Regions from separate parts of the Homo sapiens genome. Here region 1 is linked to region 2. The links are chromatin loops, found by intact Hi-C in ENCODE. Cell type or tissue: mesothelial cell of epicardium. All regions are shown on one strand.

Region 1 (4,000 bases), 830 kb after region 2:
GGAAACCTTGAGGGCTTCTGTCTCGCCAAGTCTTCCCAGCAGCCCAGCTCAAAATTATTCAAAGATTGGTAGGAGGAAGAGAAAGTAACATTTAAAGTACCATTTATTGAGCTACTGCTTCATGCCATGCATTGCAGCTGGGTATTTTATGATCCTCATGAGAATCCAACCCATTCTATAGATTAGGAAACTGACGCTCAAAGAGATTTATTCACTTGTCCAAAGTAGCTCAACCCTTTGTATAACAAGGCAAGGGATGAGTGAAGACATGGCTCTGAGTGGATGGATGTGTGGGCCCTTGAGTCTGAAGAGAAGAAGGAAGAATCAAGAGACTGGGGGAGGAGGGTTGTGGACCTGGGCCTGCCCCAACTCCAAATATGGTGCTCCTTCTCCTCCTCCATGGTTGTGCCTTCTTCTCTTCCTCCTTCCCTGGGATCAGACTCATTGTGAATGTGCCTCTTGCCTGTTCCCAGGGCCCATCTGGCACACAGGGGCAGGGAGGAAGGCTCAGGCCAACAGACCCCTGCCCTCTTGCCCCTGTGAGCTGCCCAGGTCAGCATGCATGGCAGAGCAAGGGCTCGGAGGTGAGGGTTCAGGCCCTGGAAATGGGTCTCTGCCTGCAGGCCCCTAGCCCCTCCTTGCCTCCACCATTTCAGTGTTCCCTGAGTCAGGGCCAGCTAGCTTCTGGTATGGGGCTAGTCTCAGGCTATGTAGAGCCCAGTGCTGGAAACCAGAATTGGGGGTAGCCTAGGACAGGGACCTGAGCTTGGGCTTCAAGATCAGGCTGACGTGGGCCTGGTTTAGCTCTGCAGCTTCCATGCTATATGTATCCCCGGCCTCATCTCCCAGCCTCTCATGAAATGATAGGTACCAAGTATGTAGCATAAACTGCCATCTCATGAGGGCTCTGCATGTAATAGTTCTGATTATTTTGAAGTCCTGCTTTACAGTCCAGGCTCTGAGACCTACTTGCTATGTGACTGTATGCAAATCACTCTCTCCACTGAGCTTGGGGTCCCACAGATCTAGAATCCAGCTCTCCTGGCTGGAGCAGCAGCAATTCTGTTTCCATGGTAACCCAGCTGTCTCTCCAGGGACCATCTGGATCTCCTCACCCTGACAAGGTGCGGCCCAGGCAACCAGGTGTTTGTGTTTTGCAGTGGAAGCTCTGCAAGGTGGTAATTCCCCTCACTGGGGACAGGGCGGTGGCCAGGCAGATGGCTGGAGGGAAGCAGAGCCTCCTTGCCGGCTGCCTGTGCTGTTCTGAGCCCAGAGAGACACAGAACCCAGAGCTCGGGAAGTCTGGCCACGGCTTTCCTTGAAGAGTTATTAACAGATGCTTCATTATATTCCTAGGAAAGCTTCCTGGCTTGTTGAGGCTGGCCAGGTGAGAAACACTGCCTGGGGCTGGACTCCTGTAGGGAATTCCAGAGGACCCAGTCTCACCTGTTTGGGATGAAGAGACACTATTGTCTCTGCAGGAAACAGGAATTACTGGGGGGAAACATTAGCAGTCTGCCTTTCAAACAGGCACATAATTATAATGACGGCAGAAACTCAGCGCACAGGATAAGCTAAATTCACCCCTTCAACGTAAGCTCATGGGTAGCTATTATGTTTAGACTCTGTGATCCGTACTTAGGGAACCCTGTACTCCCAAAGGAGCTCACAGACCCAGACCTGGCAGGGACATGCTTAGGAAAAGATGGTGTCAACAGACCCACAACACAGAACCACACTGTGGGGTGGGGAAGCAGAGAGGCGGGACCAGCCACTTCCAGCAGGAAGTTTCCAACCTGGACTGGGTTGGGACGGTGAGGGGATAGTCATCTGCCATCAGTTTACATAGGTGAGCCCCTTGACTTACAACAGCCCGCAACAGGGATCCCCTGTGCTTCTTTCCCAGGTGAGGAAACTGAGGCTCAGAGAGGTTAAGTCCCTTGCCCAGGGTCACACAGCTAGGGAGGGACTGAGCCAGGATCAGAACTGACTCGTTGCACCCTGTGTGGGGACGCTGCCCTCCTCCGTAGGTTGCCCTGGGAGGCTCCGGCCGAGCAAAACAGTTCTCTGCCTCTGTCCTTTTGGCTCTTTCTCTCTCTCCCCGCCCCCCTTTCTCCTTCCTCTCTTTCACTCTCCCCGTCTCCTTTCTCCTCCTTTCCCTCTCTCCCCCACTTCCTTTGTCTCTCCCCTTTCCCCTTGGGACCACTGCTCCGTGCACCACAGGTCCTGCTGCTCGGCTCTGCCAGGGTCATCTGCAGCGTCTGCTCTAGGTGGCCGGCTATCTGCTCACAGGCTGCTGCCCTGCTCCAGCCCTGGGCCACGCCCCCAGAAATGCCTGCTGTTGTTTAGCTCTGCCCCCTCCTGAGGACCCTCAGCCAAGGAAGTGACATCATTGCATACATTCCCATTTCCTCCAGGCTCCGTGTGGTCTTGAGCCCACTCTCAGATGTGCGCCCCAGATGTTTAGAATCACTTCCTCCCAATTAAGCGTCTGCCGGGAGTCGAGGGGCCCGCCTGTGTGCAGGGTCCATGTCTGTTCAAAAGGGTCTCAGAAGAGAGAAAATGGGAACTCCTCCCTGCACAGACGGCGGGAAAGTGGTTCACTGTTGAGCTCCCTGGGGAAGCCGGGAAGCCAGCACTCTGAAGCATGCTGGATGCGGTGGAGGTGGTGCCTGTGCTTGATTGTCCGCCCGTGTGGAAGCGCGAGGATGTGCAGGTGGCCCAGTGGTCTCCAGGGAGAGATTTGAGTGTCAGGGCCTCTGTGCCTAGTTCTCCTCCCTCTCCAAATGGAAAGAGAACTGTGGGAGGAGAAAAACAAAAGAGAAGAAAGACACAGCCCCTCTAAAGAAGGAGGGCACAGGTGCCAAGGTGGCCCCATGGGTCAAGGCCCAGGGTGTGGACCCCTCCTCCGAGGGCACTCATGCCCTGCTCGGGCTAGGCTAGGTTTTAGGGTTCCGGTCCTGTGCCTCCTCCTGGGGTGCCTTTGCTCTGTGTCAGAGTCACATGTCCACACAGCTAGGCAGATGACACAAAGATGGCATCTCACTGAAGATACAGAAGTGATCAGGGGCACCAGAGTGCCCAGCCCCACCAAGGGGACAGCTGCTACACAGGGGCCACCTGAGGCCATGCGTGACACACACCCAGAACTGCCAGCACTTGTGATTCCACAAGAAGCTTGGAGTTATTGTTTTTGTTTTTGTTTTGAAACGGAGTTTCACTCTTGTCATCCAGGCTGGAGTGCAATGGCGCGATCTCAGCTCACTGCAACCTCTGCCTCCCAGGTTCAAGCGATCCTCTTGCCTCAGCCTCCCCAACAGCTGGGGTTGCAGGCAACCACCACCATGGCTAATGTTTGTATTTTTAGTAGAGATGGGGTTTCACTGTGTTGACCAAGCTGGTCTTGAACTCCTGAACTCAGGTGATCTGCCCGCCTCGGCCTCCCAAAGTGCTAAGATTATAGGTGTGAGCCACCATGCCCAGCCTAGGAAGCCTGGTGGGGGGTTTTGTTTGTTTGTTTTTTGTTTTTTTTTGTTTTGAGACGGAGTCTCGCTCTGTCACCCATGCTGGAGTGCAGTGGCACGATCTTGGCTCACTGCAACCTCCGCCTCTCGTGTTCAAGTAATTCTCCTATCTCCGCCTCCCAAGTAGCTGGAATTACAAGCACACGCCACCACGCCTGGCTAAAATACAATTTTTAGTAGAGATGGGGTTCCACAAAGTTGGCCAGGCTGGTCTCGAACTCCTGACCTCAGGTGATCCACCTGCCTCAGCCTCCCAAAGTGCTGGGATTACAGGCATGAGCCACCGTGCCCGGTCATGCCTGGTGTTTTTAATGCTATTGACCACTCCTGTGCAGCTAGTCCAGTGAGACTGAGGCTGGCTCTTGGGTGGCCAGTGGAGGCACTGGGCTGAAATCATTTGAGGAACAATGGACCCATGAATGATGGGAGGAGGGTCAGTTTTTGGAGAATCTAGTGGAGGTTGGCCACCTTGAGCT
Region 2 (4,000 bases):
AAAAAATCAAGACCATGCTGCTTGGTTCCTTCAGGCCCTGGGGAGTCTGTGTCTCAGCTCAAGTGGCCAGCTGGACAAGATGGGTGTCACCCTGGCCAGCCCCTGGACCAGCCTGCCTCAATCTCTGGCAGGCTGATGCCGTGGGTTCAGCCTACAGAGTCTCCTCCCTGGACATCTCTCTGGAGATTCAGGGTTGGCCAGGGCCTTGTGTGATAAGAATCACTGAATGTCAGTGCCCAGAGGAATCTTTGAGATGGAGAATGGAGCAAGGCATGAGACAAAGACACTTGGCCAGGTTCACACTGCTGTGTGGCTGCAATATGCTGGGCACAGAAACAGACGCAGGGAACCTTGGCTTAAGAGCTCCCACCACTGCTGCTGTATGCCACACTGCTTCCTGCCTGGTCCATCAATGTCCCCAGCAGGTGACCTTGGACAGCATCCCAGGAGCCAAATGTGGTCCCAGGGTCAGACTGACATGACAGGGAAGATCTATAGGTCTGGTGGAAGCTGCTTGGTGGCATCTCGCCCAGGAGTATCTAAGAATATAAAAGGGTTAGATTTGGGGATATGTATTTTAGCAGATTCTGAAACTTGCCTCTTGTATTTTTGTATACCTATACTCTGCTTCATGAGCTCAGATATAAAATCTAGGTCTGTCTTCTCTCCTAGTGCCTCTGTTGCTTGAAGATACAGAACTTCCTTCAAAGAAATAGGTGAATGGCCCATGCAGTAAATGCCCCCAGGACTGAGGTGATAAGCTCCTGGCTTTTCAGTAGACCTTCTGCTTGGCCATGCTTTGCAGGCTTCTGATCACTAGTCCAGGTGACTGGTTGAGGATGAAAAAGTCACCTCTTAGCCTCCTCCATTACTCCTCCATGACTCCTCCATGCTGTTTTCCTCAAGAAGGAAGCTCTGACCTGCTGGGGTACTCGTGGCTTACCAACACCAAGCCCTCTGTTTCACTTTTCTCCTTGCAGGGGCCTTTCTCTGCAGCGGTCCTTCTCCTTGTCCGTTGGCCTGAAGCCTGACCTTTGGTAAGGTCTTCGGCCAGAATGGTATCATGAGAAAGATAGGCATGAGGTGTAGTTGAATACTGTACTGAAACTGAAAAACAGAATGGTTGCATAGGTATTTTAAGTCCAGTTTCTTTTTTCTTTTTTTTTTTGTTTTTGAGATGGAGTCTCGCTTTGTCGCCCAGGATGGAGTGCAGTTGTGCGATCTTGGCTCACTGCTACCTCTGCTTCCTGGGTTCAAGCGATCCTCTTGCCTCAGCCTCCCGAGTAGCTTGGATTACAGGTGCACACCACCACACGTGGCTAATCTTTTGTATTTTTAGTAGAGATGGGGCTTCACCATGTTGACCAGGCTGGTCTTGAACTCCTGACCTCAAGTGATCCATCCACCTTGGCCTCCCAAAGTGCTGGGATTACAGGTGTGAACCATTGTGCCAGGCCTTCTTGAAGTCCAGTTTCTACTGACCATGTATCACTTTCTCACCATCATAAAATAAAATAATCAGTACGTCAAACTATCGTATATTGGAGACCATCTACATCATATACGTAGACATATCACATACATATACATACATATACATATATGATGCACATGTATACATCATATGCAGTGATGTACTTATTTCTTGATCCAAGTGTTGGTTAAATGGGGATATTCAGTTTGTAAAAAATTAGCAAACTATAAACTATAATCTTGTTATAATGTGAAAAAAAAAGAAAGGCATGAGGGAGGCAGAGCACCGGCCTTGGAGTCAGAACATCTGGGTTTGAAATCCTGACTCTACTGAATATTTGCTGAGCCAAGTTACTTCACTTTCTCATCTTCCCTACCTGTTGCCCTGCTGTATGGGGCTGATTACACCTCCTTCATGCCCTTGCTCATTAGGAGAGCTAAATGCCAGGCGGCAGGGGGACGAGGTGGTGTGCAAAAGCTTGGGTCACAGAGCAGATGATCAGGAGGTCAATGCCTGGTGCATTAGGCCACCCCAGCACTTCTTGCAAGAAAGAACACAGGAGAGCAGCAAGCCAGAGAGAGCTGAGCTTTTGCTGGAGTCATGTGACAGGCAGGACAGTGACTGAGGATTTAACGAAAGGACAATTTGAGCACCTCCAGTTCCAATGCCAATGAGTGCCTCTCCCTGTGTCCCCAGGACCGGGATGGTGCTAGCTGTTTGTGAAGTGCAACTTGTCCCCAGTAAGCATCTGTTTTGCTTCTCTCAGCACCAGCCCTTCAGGAAATTCTTGGCAGGCCCCCTGTGTGCTCCAAAGCGACGCCTTCCCAGCTCACTTTGGCTGCCAGCAGCCTTCCAGCAGGGGCTTCTTGCTCTGAATCCTAACACGAGCTTCAGCAGGGGCTTTAGTTGCTGCACTCAGCAGGGGACAGGAAGGGATGGTGGTGGACGGAGGGTGATGAGGCAGGGGGCCTTGTTCAGGGTTTCTGGGATGCTGCGGCAGACAGGGTCTGTCTGTGCATGTCTGCGGAGGCTGGCTCATCAGCCTGCAGGCCGGCCTAGTGCCTCATTTCTCAGTCAATGCCCCCAGCACTTGGTGAGCTGGGTCGACAGCGGGTGCAGCCACTGAGACAAGCAGCCAGATAGCTACTGGTCATGTTGCTTCAAGAAAAGGAAGTTAGGCCAGCCACAGTGGCTCACTCCTGTAACCTCAACGCTTTGGGAGGCAGAGGCAGGAGGATCGCTAGAGGCCAGGAATTTGAGACCAGCCTGAGCAAGACCCCGACTCTAAAAATTTTTTTTCTAAAAAATCGGCTAGGACTAAACATGTATCCCAGCTACTTGGGAGGCTGAGTGGGAGGATCACTTGAGCCTTGGCGTTTGAGGCTGCAGTGAATTCTAGCCTGGGTGACAGATTGACATCCTGTGTCTAAGAAAAGGAAAAAGAAAAGACTGTTAAGAATCTCAGTGATGCAGAGGCTTATAATGGGCGCTTGGGCCTTGCCTCTTCTTTATTCATGTGCTCACATGTAGTCATTCCCTGCCAGCCTCTAGTTCAGCCCCTGGGCACTCAGTCAGGGACAGGAAGCATGGCCCCTGCCTCTCTGATGCCCTTTGCAAAGACCCTGTCATGTCTCTGCCTGGATGACAGCCACAGCAGGGCAAGCCACGTGGTGGAGCAGGAAAACCCTGCAGCCAGACTGCCTTGGCTCAGCTCTCAGCTCGACCACTCCTTTGGGTTCTGATTTAGGGCAAGAAACTTACCTTCTCTGTGCTGCGACCAGCCTGATCAACATAGTGAAACCCCGTCTCTACTAAAAATACAAAAAATTAGCTGGGCGTGGTGTCGGGTGCCTGTAATCCCAGCTACTCGGGGCGATGAGGCAGGAGAATCGCTTGAACCTGAGAGGCAGAGGTTGCAGTGACTGAGATTGCGCCATTGCACTCCAGCCTGGGCAAAAAGAGTGAAACTACGTCTCAAAAAAATAAATAAATAAAGGAGGGTGGGGGATGACAGCAGTCCCTAATTTATATAGTTGGCATGAAGTTCAATAGGTTAATGAGTGCAAAGAGTGTGAAATAGGGCCTGGAATCTAGTCCATAAGTAACAAAATCATAATGACTCGGTTGTGCTACCTCTTGAGTCACCTTCTTCTAGGCTATCTCCATCACACAACCTTAGCGATCTTTCTAGGTCAGTCTGATCATAGTAAAGTCATTCAGAGGCTCCGTTGAAAGTTCAAACCTTTCCATGACCTTCAGACCCCTGCTTTCCTCCTCTTGATCACCTTTCCAAATGGCCATGCCCACTTTTCTCCTCTCTACCTTACAGACACTGCAGATGGCCTGCCATTTGCTAAACTTGCCACAGCTTCTCATCCTCTGCTGATCCTGGGGGACCTCTCCTCTCTCCTCCTTACCTCCCTGGAGTCCTACATGGGTTCTTCAAGAGGCCCTTCAATTTGTATTTGAAGGTAGAGAATCCTTCCTTGATTTCTCCTTCTCTAGCCAAAGCCAGCCCCTCCTGTG

Evidence for each region. A loop is a pair of places that touch in the nucleus more often than their neighbours do. Peaks named below come from ENCODE experiments on the same cell type or tissue, not always from the same donor. Only the 100,000 strongest peaks of a DNase experiment are listed, where the experiment ranks them.
Region 1: a loop joins it to region 2, with 18 times the contacts of the local background. A loop is called at or near these places in 1 of 110 quality-filtered maps.

What each region holds. Positions count from the first base shown.
Region 1 is chr10:79,228,059-79,232,058 of GRCh38, forward strand. The region is part of intron 7 of ZMIZ1 (zinc finger MIZ-type containing 1); the gene reads left to right. Among named protein-coding and RNA genes, the nearest start is that of PPIF, 120 kb to the right of the region's middle. RefSeq lists an enhancer at 2,174-2,468. In mesothelial cell of epicardium, no CTCF peak of the experiment used is centred here; a DNase peak (open chromatin) is centred at 2,337.
Region 2 is chr10:78,399,747-78,403,746 of GRCh38, forward strand. No RefSeq gene overlaps it. Among named protein-coding and RNA genes, the nearest start is that of LINC00595, 130 kb to the left of the region's middle. In mesothelial cell of epicardium, no CTCF peak of the experiment used is centred here; a DNase peak (open chromatin) is centred at 2,299.